Regions from separate parts of the Homo sapiens genome. Here region 1 is linked to region 2. The links are chromatin contacts, found by Hi-C or POLR2A ChIA-PET in ENCODE. All regions are on one chromosome and are shown on one strand. Each heading gives the region's core, a stretch centred on a gene start or an enhancer-like site at or near the end of the contact. The rest is flanking DNA. Distances are from core to core; before and after follow the strand shown. Region 1 overlaps NR3C1 (nuclear receptor subfamily 3 group C member 1). Region 2 holds the start of LOC124901097 (a long non-coding RNA gene).

Region 1 (6,850 bases), core at 3,284-5,783, 300 kb after region 2:
ATTTATAAATCTAACAAATCAAAATTTCCCAAATTTGGTTGACGTCGTGATTACAAGGAGATCGCCACCAAAATAATGTTTATATCCTAGTTGTGACTAAAATGAAATATTCCTAAAATATGTTAACAAAGTATAGCAGCAAAATTGAAACAACTGTAAACTTCAAAAACTTAACACAACTATACTTTAAATGTCTTTTTACACATTAGCTGTCTTAAAAACTAAAAACGTAGCATGCCATTGTTCAATTTAGGATATTTTCTTTATGAGCAGAAAACAAGAGAATCACAAAATCAAATAAGATTCTTTTATAATTTAAGATTGCTTGGCAGAAATAGTGAATGGTATAAGGCTAATGAAAATCGACTTCTGATGCTACCAAAGCAGCAACATGTGTGCTCAGTGCTTTCTGATTTACAACACAGGCTTTAGTACACAGCACTGTAAAGGAAATCCCTTTTCAGAGAGGGTGAAGCTCTTTTTAATGAGCACTTTCCTCCCTGCCTGTCTCTCTTTTCTAGAATGTTTATATAGTACAAGAAATGTATATTTGACATAGAAAATGTCAAATGTTCAAATATTCAGAATTCTTTTGCAATTATTGCAGTTTATTCAAATTGTCTTACCAAACTAAAAAGTAGAGACTAAATTTCAAAATCTTCTCATCTGTTACAAAAGGGAAGAATATAGTCTGTAACATTTTTATAAGTTGCAGTCATTAATATTTGTAAGAACTGAAATTGGCATTTCCTCCTTCTATGTGAAACACACACAGACACACACACACACGAATAAAAAGAAAAACTTGCACTTGAAAACAGACTTTAACCCAGTGCTGCTATTTCTAGGCCTCAACTCTAATGTTAGTTATTTTTTTACAGGGCATCACACTAGTAAAGAATTAAAGGCCCCCTTCCTCTGTAAATCCCACTTAAAGTACATGTTATTTCTAATGTCTATTCAAAGGGATAGAGAGTGACTTTCTGGGAAATCCATTTTACCATTATAGAACTGGAGATTGCCAAGGGCTAACTTAAGTGTTAATTTTTGCTACACAAGAATTTCGGCCTGAAAAACCTACTTCCTTCCCCAGTAAAGACTATAAAATCACATTCTCATTGTAGAAATTTAGATCAAACACCAAGGGATAAGTATCATTTGTGTGAAATGACATTGATGTTTTCAGGCAGGTAACAGCTCTACCAAAATATATGCTGCTAAAATGCAGCTTTTATGCAACCTTCAAAAACCAATAGCTTTGTTTTGTAGAGGATAAAGTCTAAATTTCTTCAGTTAGCAAATATAGCTCTCCACATTCTGTGCCCAGTCTGCCTTTCCAAAACGGGCTCTCATTTTTTTAAGTACACATTCCAGTGTCAGCTTTCAATCTCTGTTCCCCAGTGAGGCCATCTGAGTTTGTTCATTTGGTGTCTTTTTGGTTTGAGGACTACACCCTCAAAATACAGGCAGCTTGACAGAGTAAACCTGCCTATGATTCTTCAGTATTCATCTCAGCTCTCTGGGCCTCCAAGGTTTCTTGAGCATTCTAGCCCACAGTTGTGATGGTGGATTACCTGTTGATTTTGTCTCACAGCATCAGCTCGTGTTTCCGGTAGCATACTTTGGAGCTTCAATTACAAAATTTGAAATGTGACTTCAGATAAAACTACTGAAAATGCCCAATGAAACTATAAACTACAACACTCAGTGAATGGGGCAGGTTATAAGGTGTTACAATAGTACTTTAAAAAACTGATTTAATGATCAGACTAACATAGTTGATTCTAACTACTTGTAGATTCCACATCTGCAAGTTTACACATTTGCTACATTTTATTTGTAACCCCCAAATCCACACTTGCTTTCCTATCGATTCGTGGATAAGCACAGAATAGCAAAAAATTTGAGTCGACTGATATGCATGTTCCCAGCTGAAGTCAAACGAAGTGACACGCCACCTTCTTGTTTTAGCTCTCAAACTGTAAACAAGTGTCCTTTTCATGGTAAATTTAGTGGCACATTTTTTGAGTTTTGTGCTTTTTGTTGGGAATTTTGCTGTTTAAAATGGCCTCTATGCATAGTCCTGAAGTACTACCTAGAGTTCCCATGTACGAGAAGACTATGATGTACCTTACGAAGAAAGTACATGTATCATAAGTTTTGATCAGACATGATTTATAGTGCTGTTAGCCATGAGTTCAATGTTAATGAATCAACAATATATATTAAGTATGGTATCTTTAAATAGAAACACACATGAAACAAGGGCACAACTTAAAATTTTCCCATAAATATAGAAAGAGAATAGGTCTTACTGTATTTGTAAATATTTTTCCCTACAAATGCTCCTTGTATTATTGACAAAGGAAAACATCTGAATAATTTTTCTCTCCATGCATGCCAACCTGGTGAAATTTTACACAAATTCTTAATTATTGTTGCATTACATGTGGTAAAACTGAAGTGGAGGGAGGATCAGAGAGAGAAGCCTCTTCTACAGATTTCTCTCTTCTTAGTCCTCCAAGTTCCTGAGAAAGGATGAGGGGGGTCAAAGATGATCCTACTGTCTTTTTGTGGCGATTGTTAAACAGTGGTAGTATATTCTTTCTTAGTTGCTTTGCTTTACCAAAATGCAGGTTTCCCCAAGGATATCATTTTCCTTACAACACTATCTGATGATGGCTGTTCCTTCTCTAACTGCTTCTACCTGAGAGATTCAAGGTTAAGAAGGGTTAGCATCCCCTTCTTCACTGGACAATTGCCTACTCTCTTCATGATGACTCATCATTTCATGTTTGAGATCTATGAGTGGAACAGGCTCATATTTCTATCCCCTAATCCTTCTTACTATAATCTATCTTCTTAGAAGACTTTACCCCTTCTGTTTTGGAATCTGGCTCTCTTCCTCTCCAACTCTGCCATGCATCAGTATCCACTGTTATCAGATAGTGGACTCTATCCACACCCAGGCCTTGGGTTTTTGCTTCAGTTATAGTGGTTTAAAACACAGTATTTCCTAAAACAAACTCTTCTTCTAGGTTTTAACCTGCTGCTTTCCTGCAGCTTTCATAGCCTTGTTTCCTAGTCTTGAAACTTACCCTCTTCCTGTTCTCTTTCTCATTTCTTCATACATCTAACAAATATTTTGAGAGCTTATCATATACTAGGCACTGGGGTATACCACAGTGAAAAACACAAACATGAACCTTTGCTCTCCCAAAACTTTTAGACTAGCAGGAGCTGTAGAGACGAGTACACAGTAGTTGTAATACAATGAGGCAAATGCTAGGATAGGGGACACACCTGGTGCGGTGATGGTACTGAAGAGGGATATCTAACCCAAACGTGGGAGATCAAGAATGGGCCTGCATGACAATGTGATATTCAGCTGGATTTTGGAGGAAGAGGAGAAGTGAAAAGGAGATGAAGGTTAGACGTGAGGTGAAGTATAGGGAACAGCATTATGCAAAGACACAGAGCCAAGAAAGAGGGAAGTAAAGGCAGTTTAGAAAGGTTATACAATAAAAAGCTCACCAAATCATAAAAGACCCTGTAAGCCATGGTAAACCCTTAGACTGTACTCAGGACAGTGAGAACCCTAGGGTGTTCTAAAGAGGGGACTAATCTGATCACATGTTTATGTTTGAAAGCTCTAGCTGCAGTATAGAATATAGATTGAAGATGACAAGGGAGCCAGTCAAGATGATGATGCAGTCATCCAGCTACAAAATTATGGTAGCCTGGCTTAAGGTAGGAGCAGTTAAGAATATAAGTAGAAGGGTTTGCGAGGTATTTATTTAGTCCAATCTATGAGGCCTAATGACTGAAATTATGTGCACAGAGAGGGGAAAAGGGTAGTTAGGGATTATGTCCAGATTTCTGCTTTGGGGTTGATAGCACCATATATTTCCTGAGATAGGGACTACAGGAGAAAGAGGAAGCAGGCCTTAGAATAAGTCAATGAATTATTCTGGACATGTTGTGTTTGAGAGACCTATAACTCATCCAAGAAAAGATACCCAGTTAGATAGTTGGAAATATGGGTCAGGAGGCAAAGAGATACATCTGAGCTGGAGATACAGTAGATATGGCTGTCCTTTGCATAAGGACAAATGGTAACTGAAGCAACAGAAAAGGATGGGATCACTTAGAGAAGGAGAAAATGAGAAGAGGGCCTAGCACAAAGCTCTGAGAAACTCTGAAAGAAGAACTTGCCAAGAGGCTAGAGAAGTAGAAGGAGGAAAACTAGAAACAGAATTGTGTCACAGAAACCACTGGCAGATGCCTTTACAAACAGGATCCTGGTGTCTAGCACAGGGCTGGTGCCAACAGTAGGTTACTGGAAAGTGCCCACTGAATTTAAGGACAAGCAGGTCACTGATAACCTTGGAAAGGTCAATGTGAATGGAGTGGAAGCAGAAAACCAGTGATTCTGTAAGGTCAATGAATTGCCTCATACTTTCCAAATGACTCCCACATCTATCCTTTTATTTCCTTCCCTACTGCTACCACTCCAGTTAATGCTTTTACTACTTCTTGCCAGACCTTTAGTAATGACTCATATAACTGCCTTCGTATGTAGTCTCTCTTCGAGAACTGTCTCCCCAAACAAAACAAAGCAACATACAGCTCATCCTATGTACAACTGCCAGAGTAATATTTCTAAGGTACAGCTTAGAACAAGTCAATCCTGGCTTAAAAACATAATGGTTCTCTACTGCCTTCAGAGTAAAACCCAAACCTCTTAGCATGATGTTCAAAGCCTTCCATTATTTGGTCCCAATCTAACTGTCCAGCCATATCGCCCACATTCCAAACACCTATCTTTATAAAAAAATGCTGACTTTAAAAAAATTAAAGCCATTCAAAGAGTCAGGATTATAGACATACAGACAAGAATAATTTTCCTCTTTTGTTGAGGAAAAAAAGATGTGTCCAGGGCTCTCTTCATTTATTCACCAAAATGAACAAACAGCATCTGACAGAACAGAACTGTCATAAAACACAGACAATTGTCCCTTTTGTGTTGTGGCATGAAACACATGGCTTACAGAGAAAAAAAATGGTGTTTTAGCATTTAATAACACATTTGATCAATATTAATCTGTTACAGAAAACATTTCTACTCTATTATTAGCTAACTTATTTTATATTCTCAGCTAAGTAAAATGACAAAAAATTTATAAAGATATAACTTTCTTTATAAAGGTTCTCCCCAGCAATCCTGTAGAAGCTATCCGATGGTTCCTAATTGAAAGATGGTAGTTTTTACATACTTCACTAACCTAGCAAGTGTGATAGCTTTGCACCTATACTACAAGCTAGTTGGGAAATAATTATATAGGTAAAAAGCCATTTTAGGCTTTCAGACCAATTTTAATCCAAACAGATGAGAGAGACCTATAACAAATTTAAGAGAAGATGTTCTAAAGATGACCTAATAATAGATGAAGAGAGTTTTGTTATATAATTTTAGGGGTAGCTTAATCCCTTCACAACATTCCTAGTCATTTAACTTTTCTGGGGTGGCTTTCTAATATTTTATACAATCACACACATGCACAAACACACACATGCATGCACACACAATGCGGTATGCTGATGACAAAATATGCTTAGCAAAAACTTTGTCCTTCTATAATTTGGTCTGCTTGTCTTGGTACTACATTGTAATATGGGGTAAGTGGTTGTAAAGTGATCCTAGGATTGATCATAAGAAGATTACTGTGTACTTTATAAATTCTATATCCCAAAGAAATAACAGCTATTAAAAGTATTCTTACTGAGATTGGTATAATGAGTTTTCATATTATGAACTGCAAGAATTGGCTATCTCAGACATATTTTCTTGGTTTATATCCTTCCCTAATTATAATTTATCATGTTCTTCAGTTAGAGAAAAACATTTTCATCCATATTACTGAACTCTCAACATATTCTACGTTTTTTTTATATGCTGGGTTTTTTACTTGCAAAATAATATTAATACAGGCATACCTCTGAGATATTTCAGGTTCGGTTCTAGACCACAATAAAGTGAATATTGCAACAAAGCAAGTCAGACGAATTTTTTGGTTTCCCACTACATATAAAAGTTATATTTATACTATACTGTAGTCTATTAAGTGTGCAATAGCATTGTGTCTTTAAAAATGTATTTACCTTAATCTTAAAATATTGCTTAAAAATGCTAACAATCATTTGAACTTTCAGTGAGTTGTAATCTTTTTCCTTGTGGAGGGTCTTGCTTCAGTGTTGATGCCTGCTGACTGATCAGAGAGGTGGTTGCTGAAGGTGGGGTGGCTGTGGCAATTTCTTAAAGTAGACAACAATGAAGTTTCACTTTTCTTTTCATAAAAGATTTCTTTGTAGCACGAGATGCTGTTTGATAGCATTTTACCCACAGTAGAAACTCTTTCAAAACTGGAATGAATCCACTCAAACCATGCTGCTGCTTTACCAATTAAGTTTATGTAATACTCTAAATCCTTTGTTGTTATTTCAACAAGGTTCACAGAATCTTCACCAGGAGTAGATTCCATCTCAAGAAAAAAATTTATTTGCTCATTTGTCCATAAGAAGCAACTCCTCATCCATTCACGTTTTCTCATGAGATTGCAGCAATTCCGTCACATTTTCGGGCTCCACTTCTAATTCTAGTTCTCTTGCTGTTTCTACCACATCTGCAGTGACTTCCTAAACTGAAGTGTTGAACCCCTCAAATTCATCTATAACTGTTGGAATCAACTTCTTTCAAACTGCTACTAATGTTGATCCTTTGACCTCCTCCTGCGAATCACAAATTCTTAATAGCATCTAGAATGGCCAATCCTTTTCAGAAGGTTTTTGA
Region 2 (7,801 bases), core at 2,329-4,828:
CAGTAAGAGCTTTTGGATCTCAAAACAGAAGGGACTGTTAGAGATAGGAAATGCACATAAAAAGCTGGCATTAGCAGTTGCCTCTACCTTTTCATGTATATCTGTTTTTTTTTCTTTGAATTCTTAACATGTGCGTGTATTACTTTCTCACTTAAAGAGAGAAAAAGATTAATTTGCATACACTATAATGTGTTATTAGGAAATTCAAGAGTACATAGGTAACTTTCCTAATAATTTCCTCCAAAATATCCTTCATTTTGTCTGCAACACAGTAATAGACTAGATGGCCCTTGGGACTGATCCAAGTGTGACATTTCTAAGACGTTCTCCGCTTATAACCACTGCTTCCAGTCTGTGTCTTCTGATTTTCTGAATTCATGTGATAGTAGGTTCAGGAGGAAATAACATTCATTCTGCTTTCCCCACATGATGCCTTTTGTACATTGGATTGCTCCTCTAGTTTAGATCTGTTTTACTAAGCAGCAGTGGTCAAGGGACATGGTGGAGAGAAGTGTACTGAGTTCTAAAGAAGAGTGTAAATGACGTCTCTGTGGCATATTCAGATGCCATCAGGAAGCTTTTGTAAGTGAGGGGAGCATCAGGAGGGAGGTGTGGAAATCAGCAGCACTTTCTGAAAATGGTGTAGCTTGGGAGGCTGTATTCAACTTAGCTTGGATTTTAAATGAATTAAAATGGATGTGCTCAAGTTATGAGCCTTGCCTCATCAGTGCTATAAAAAGCCCTTTAGCCGGGCTGTAATTTGACTCTCCTCTCTAATGTTACGCAATATTCCTATGGTTACAGAGCCCGAATAAGTGGAAGCTAATCATTAGTTTGCTAAATGTGGTTCATGCAACAGTTCACAACTCCCAGACTTGCCAACTGCTGCTTGTTCAGTTTCATGTTCACTCTTCTTGGGTAGAAGTTGGTTTCTTCTTTAGAAAAATGTACAGTAACATTTGTCTCACATCCAGGAACCATGCAGGATGGCAGCTCTCCACGTGTCTTAGGATGGGGAGGGAAAGAGGTCATGCAAAGCAGAGGTTTTTGATACATACTCTTCTGCAGGAAAAAGCCATTCAGGGAGTGCAAGATGGCAAAGACACAAATTAAAGTGGCAGACATTTTGGATACTGGGAAAATCACATTTTGTGAACTTTTCAGAAATTTGCTGTGATAGAACTCTATGGAATTTACTGTTCTGTAGCCCCAGAAATAAAATTATGCTCTTGGGCCAGGCGCGGTGGCTCATGCCTGTAATCCCAGCACTTTAGGAGGCCGAGGCGGGCGGATCTCGAGGTCAGGAGTTCAAGACCAGCCTGGCCAATATGGTGAAACCCCATTTCTACTAAAAATACAAAAATTAGCTGGGCATGGTGGCACATGCCTGTAATCCCAGCTACTTGGGAGGCTGAGGCAGGAGAATCGCTTGAACCCAGGAGGTGGAGGTTGCAGTGAGCCAAGACTGCGCCACTGCACTCCAGCCTGGTGACAGAGTGAGACTCTGTCTGAAAAAAAAAAAGAAAAAAAAATTATGCTCTTTAGGTTTTTCCTTGTTTGTTTCATGTGACAGGAAAGACTTCATTTTATTGCTCAGTGTCACCTGCAAACATCATACAGGTACTGTGCCTTTGAGAGCCACATGTTTCTGAGCTGGGGACCCTTTCCTCTCTCATAACCCAGTATGTGTCAGGGGAACACACGGAGAGCAGTAGATACCAGCTGGATTTGTGCCCCTACCTGGTGATGATAGGCTAAATCCTGAAGCCATTCATGAGTATTTGGCCTCTTTCTATTTGGATGAAAGTGGTTTCTTTCCCAGGAAATAGAAAATGTCTTCTGCCCACCTCTGACTTATTTTTTTTCCAGCTGAAAGGCTGTTGGTCCTGCAGGAGGAACAGCTTTCTTCATTGATGTCCCAGAATTATTCTTGGAGACTCTTCAGAAAGATGCAGTCTGGTGGCTGCCTCCCTTTACCTGGTGCATCATTTAGATCTCTTTGCATTGTAAAAAGACGGAAATCCTGACCTCACCTGGCTTAAGGGGAAAAAGGAATTTACTGGCTCATATGATAAGAAGGAGAGGCAAATACAAGGGTTCAGGATCCACCATTTCTGCTTATCTTGTCTCTGGGTTGTCGGACTTTCAGGCTCTGTGTGGTGGCACCTGGCAGTTACATAACCTCCTAGTGCAAGCCCAGCAAACAGCAAATATCTGTTCGTGAGTCCTGGAGAGTTACTCTGATTGGGCAGGCTTAGGTCTTGGGCCATCCCTCATCCAGGCACTGAGTCCAGAGAGTTGATATACTTTTGGCCAGTCTGTCCTGAATCTCATTCTCCACCCCTGGAAAAAGTAAGAAAAGGGTTGCTCTCCAACTCAAAATGAGGTGCTATGCAGAAAAAAAAAGGACTGGGAGCTGGTGGCAAAGAACTAGTCTTTAGCCAGTATGAGGGAGCTGGATTCTCCCTCCTGTGCACTGAAAAAGACTCTGTGACCCTCCCACCAGTATGTGTATGACCTGGCCTGCCTCACCAGGGACAGGATGGGGATCTGTGAAGCAATTACACTCCCCAACCTCTGCCTCTTCTTCTCACCTCCTTGTGTGCTACTCAGGAAGATTATAAGAATTATCTCTCCTGTTCTTTTATCATACATGCTTGTTTAAAATATACTGATTTGTTTAAAAGTCCATGCAAGAAGAGACAAAAGAAATTGTCAGAGCTGATATGGTGGTTCTCATTGCACATTTGAGCTTAAAGCAATTTTTTTAAAAATACAAAAGTAATGGAATAAAATCATACCACAGTCCACCACTTTAACCCAACCACTAATTTAGAGTATTTCCTTTCAGCCTTGTTCATATAAAAAGTTCATAGAAAAAGTTTCTCATAGACATATCTTGTTTTTTTTTATTTGACATTATATAATGCAGGCATTTTCCATGTTGCTTTACAGTCATCGTTGTCATATAAATCGGCGAGGTAATATTCCATCAGGTAGACATACGGTAATTCACTTAATCATTCTTCTATCGTTGGACATTTAGGTTGTCTCCTTTTTTTGTTGTTTTTTCTGCTTTTGCAAAGAAGAGTGTGTGCTGAACGTTTCTGGGGTCTGTAACTTTTCTCGTGCCTTATCTTATTTTCTGAGGATAGACTGTGAGAAATGAGATTACTGGTTCAAAGGGTATAAACGTTTTTAAGACTTTGATACATATTACCAAATTGCTTCTCAAAACTCTTGCATTTGTCTCTCCTGCTGCCAGCAGGATAGGAGAGGATCAGTTTCACTGCATTCTTGCCAGCAAGAGATATTGGAATTTTTAGACATTTTCCTAATTTAATAGGTAAAAAAAATACTTGTCATTTTTGTTTTACTTTGCATTTCTCTAGTTACTAGCAAGATTGGATGCCTTTATGTGTGCTTATTTATTAGTTCCATTTTATGCTGTGCTTTATGTATTGTCTTTTCTTCATTTTAGACCCCAAGACTGCTTCTGAGACAGAAACAGATATCTGTGCTGAATGGGAGATAAAGACCATCACTAGTGCTCTGAAGACCTACCTAAGGTAGGGACTTTCCATTTGCAAGGCAGAGTGCCAGCTAGTTATCATGCAATCAGGAAGAAAGCAGTTTTATTTTCAGACTCCGGAGAGCTGTCGGGTGGGTGTTTGAGATGTGGAAACAGCTTCTGTGTGGGTGCGTTTAGCTCAGCTGGTCAAACCAATCGTAAATCATCCATAGTTGATGGGTTGCCTTTGTGCAGTGACACCCTGAGTGATTTAGGAAACTTTGTTCTATATGAGAAGTATTGTGATAATTAGCCATGAACAGAACCTAAAATGGGGTCTTCCCCGAAGTCCCTGAATAATCTGTTAAGAACACAAGGAATCATGAATCATCTTCTGTTAAGAATGCATGATTACATACCTCATGTATTTTGATAGTTTCATACTTTACACAGAGTACATTGCTGACAATGGTTCTTAAAAATGAGAACTTAATGGAACTCCTTTTTGACTCCTTCCCTTACACTGGACAATATTATTTCTCTGCAGAGACTATTTTCCTTGTATCATTTATATATGATACTACTGTACCCTCTCTATGCCTCCTTTCATTATTAAAGGTTGGGTTATTGACCAGCTGCCTGCATCTTAGTTTCATGAATAGACCAAAATATTTATGCTGGACTTGAAGGACAGGAATACCATAGTTCTTACCAAAAAAGGTGGGACCTAGTCTTAAAAGGAGAGGGGAATGGTCATCAGAAATAGCATAAGTCTCTGTGCAGATTTTTTGAAGATGGAATTGGCTGGAAAGCAAAGGAAGGAGGCCACAGAAAAGGAATTGCTGATGTAGATTTTATTGGCTATTGGGTAATTAGAGTCAAGAGTAAGATATAATGTAAGTGTTAACTAAAACTAGGAGTCGAATTAAGGGACCCAATGAGAATAAAATCTGAGCCAAGAATAATGTATAGTCCTATTGAGAAGTTTCTTATTTGAACTATCAGGAAAAAACCCTCAAGTTTATGGTTAAACATACTCATACCCCAGCAGGTAAAATTTGTTTATATCATACCTAATGTTAGGGGTTCTAGCATTCTGGAGCAATACTCCATAGTGAATTCACCACCACAACACCTACAAAAATCTTTTATAGTGTTTCTAGATGAATTGATTCTAACAACAAGCCGCTGGGAAGATCAAGACTTGCAAATATGTAGTTAGTTGCCTGTTTCTCAGACACATCTTAAAATGCTGTTGTTGATAGATGAGTCACTGACTGAAAAGGAAATCTCTTAGTTTGTGTTAGACTCTTGCATTAGCACTATTTTAGTGTTGACAATGAAACATAGTTGTGTCTATTCATTTAAGAAAGAGAGAGAATAAACATTTTGGGTGAAATCTCAGAACGCTTGCAATAGGGAAACTACATTGTTATTGTTTCCCTGTGATCTTTGTCTTCGAGAAATGTATTACAGTTTGTCAGTCTCTAGGCTGCTATTTAGAGAGAATATGATTATTCTTATTATTAAGCTGACTAGCCTATCTCCTTTTCCTCCAGAATGCTTCCAGGACCACTCATGATGTACCAGTTTCAAAGAAGTTTCATCAAAGCAGCAAGTAAGTCTTTTTTGTCTCAGTTTTAAGGGGAAGAGAATAGATTTTTCTATTTCAAAGAAGAGTCAGTATCCCAAAATAAATATTACCTAACCCTTCGTATTCTGCACATAAACTGGCCACATAACATACTCATGAGATTCTAACACGGAATAAAAAGGAAACAAATAGGGATTGCTAAGGGCCTTTCTACCACATTGAATTTACAGCAGAGGACAGAAACTTCAGAAGTCTTTTTTTTTTTTTTTTTTTTTTTTGAGGGGAGGAGGATGTTGGAGGGATAGAGAAAAACAAGTTTGCCTTTCTAGTTTTGATTATTGGAGTTCTAACTTCTTAGGTTTTTTCCAGCCTTTGAGTAGCATTTTGCAGAATGAATCAGACATTGCACATTACCTAAATTGAGCATTGGAAATGTTTCCCTGAATATGACACCATTTATATAACTTCACAGTCCTCTTTTCCATTATGTCTTCCATTTACAGCTTCTGATCATTCTTCAACTACATCATCCAGGTCCTGGTGTCATATTACTGGTATTAAAATACATAGGGATTAGGTGCAAGCTACTCTAAGTATACTGGAATCTCTGGCTACATGGGTCAGGCCTCTTGTAAAGGGGCAGAAAGATTCTCTATCAGATTTAAATCCAGCATGAATCTTCACAGTATTATTATGTCGATAACTTGTGTCTCTCCCGGGTTCCTTTCAGCCTTTAGAATTTATTTACTCTGGTAGCTACTACTGGCCTAATTTAGTAGTACCTAATGTTCTGGTGTCCTTATCTACTCATAGTTGTCCCCTTAAAACAGGAAGGAGAAAGCCAGGAGCGAAGATGGTGTTTATGTCATTTCTTTCTAGAGAAATTACAAACCCATAGCAACCATTCTCTACTTAAACCTCACATCAGTTCTATAAATAGGTGTGATGAGTACCATCAGTCTATTTGCCAGAGTAACAAAGCCACTTACCTTGGTTCAACCAAGAGAATGTGACAAGCCATGATTTAGGTTACAAGTTGGCAGAAAGACTTGAATATTTTATCTGCCATTTCTTTCTTTCTAGCAGGCTGGTTGTCATATGTGACTTGAGGATACTGGACATTTCCTTTGATATCTTTGATGCTGTCTCAAGGTGTTATTTTGATATTTGAAACCCTTGCAATGTTGTTCATGTAAGATTTGTTTATCACTTTACAAGTGCATAAAGTTCCTTACTTCCTTGAAATGAAGTCTTCCCTCTAGGGAGCCAGCTACTCCTGAGTTTGTTCTCAGGAGCAGCTCTGGGTGTGCAGTTGACTGGCTCCATTTCATCACATCATCATCTTGGCTTTGATTTTTTGATGACAATTTTTTTGGCAACCCTGTTCCAGAAAGCACCATTAAAAGGACTTCCAGATCTAGTCATGCTGGCCACGCAGTATGCACACAAGACAGGATTGTAAATCTTTGAGAAATCCTTGGGCTGTTAGTGCTCATCCTTTGGTTTCCCTTAATTTTTCAACCTTAAAGTTGTTTAGCTGTGACACTGATAAGATATTACCTCCCTCCTTCCTTTGCAGAACTGGAGAACCAGGAGTCTCGGGTCTCTGAAATCCACAGCCTTGTTCATCGGCTCCCAGAGAAAAATCGGCAGATGTTACAGCTGCTCATGAACCACTTGGCAAAGTAGGTTTAAGACCAATTACTAGCCTTTTTCTTACCCCTGAAAGTTCTTATCTTAGCAGTGAAGCTGGTCTCAGTTCTGCTTTTGTTTCTCTCTCCCACTATTGCATCAGGTATGCTGGAGGCTTAGGAAAGAAATGTGTGAAATGTTCATTGCAGTGGAGAACAGCAGCAAATGCCAGATGGCCTTCCCAGAGGATGCTGGGGAAGTGCTCATGCAACCAGGCCACCAAGCAGAGTTTTCAGGGGGATTTTACCTATGGTGATCAAGGGCAAATTGGAGTGTGTTGTCCATGATACCAGGTCACCACACAGAATTTTGTGGGATTATATGTTCTTATGCTCATCAAGAACAAACAAAAATATGTTGTGGGTTTACAGAATTTGGGTTTTTAGTAAAGAGGACTGGATTCTAGAGCTGACTCTGTTATTAACCTGCTGCTTAACCAGCCCTGAACAAACTGCTGAACTTTCTATTCCTTAGTTTCCCCATCTGTCTAATATGGATAATAGACTCCCCTTTTTCTACAAGGATCATTGATTTTTGAAGTTACATGCATTAAAGCCTTTGAAGAAGTATAAAGAATAAAGGAATTATTTTTGGCAAATACTCACTTGTCCTCTGAGATAATCAAAGCATTCAGTAGGGACCTGATTTTCTTGGAATGGTTTTGAATATTTGTGTATTTACTGTTCCTTGACCCTTTCACAAATGGCATTGCTGACTTCCCGTGCTGCATTCATCACTACTTGTGTGTGTGTTCTAACCTTCCGTTGACTTTGATGGTATGTTCTTGATTGCAGACTGGAGCACAAGAAAAGAATGAGAGCATAACAGTTAACCTAAATTATTAAACCCTACATTCTATTGAACTGATGTGTTATAAATTTGGCCCTTATAGTCCATACTTTGCTATGCCATTAGGGTATTTCTTGGGGATAAGTTGATATTCTTCTGAGGGAGATTGTAATGGTTAGTTTTCATCTTTCTGTCAAGCACTTGATATTGCCTTT

Evidence for each region. A loop is a pair of places that touch in the nucleus more often than their neighbours do. ChIA-PET counts read pairs that join two places held with the same protein, here RNA polymerase II (POLR2A). Pooled maps may share reads with other maps.
Region 1: a loop to region 2 is called in a pooled map, with 4 times the contacts of the local background. The contact joins two enhancer-like sites. A Hi-C loop is called at or near these places in 4 of 37 single-sample maps with no recorded cell type and 10 of 50 pooled maps. POLR2A ChIA-PET finds 5 or more read pairs at or near these places in 1 of 52 experiments (OCI-LY7).

The regions. Positions count from the first base shown.
Region 1 is chr5:143,346,563-143,353,412 of GRCh38, forward strand. All of the region lies in intron 2 of NR3C1 (nuclear receptor subfamily 3 group C member 1), which reads right to left. Among named protein-coding and RNA genes, the nearest start is that of NR3C1, 54 kb to the right of the region's middle. RefSeq lists enhancers at 2,910-2,969, 4,254-4,353, 4,424-4,483, 6,256-6,325. Within about 2 kb of position 4,534, at least 5 of the 41 ENCODE cell types and tissues checked have a DNase peak (open chromatin) inside an H3K27ac peak, as active enhancers do.
Region 2 is chr5:143,050,958-143,058,758 of GRCh38, forward strand. It overlaps ARHGAP26 (Rho GTPase activating protein 26), which reads left to right. Exons shown (of 23, transcript NM_001135608.3): 15 at 3,482-3,569; 16 at 5,071-5,129; 17 at 6,685-6,790. It overlaps LOC124901097 (a long non-coding RNA gene), which reads right to left and starts at 6,792. Exons shown (of 2, transcript XR_007058979.1): 1 at 6,095-6,792; 2 at 2,896-3,156. RefSeq lists enhancers at 3,515-3,564, 6,475-6,534. Within about 2 kb of position 3,579, at least 3 of the 41 ENCODE cell types and tissues checked have a DNase peak (open chromatin) inside an H3K27ac peak, as active enhancers do.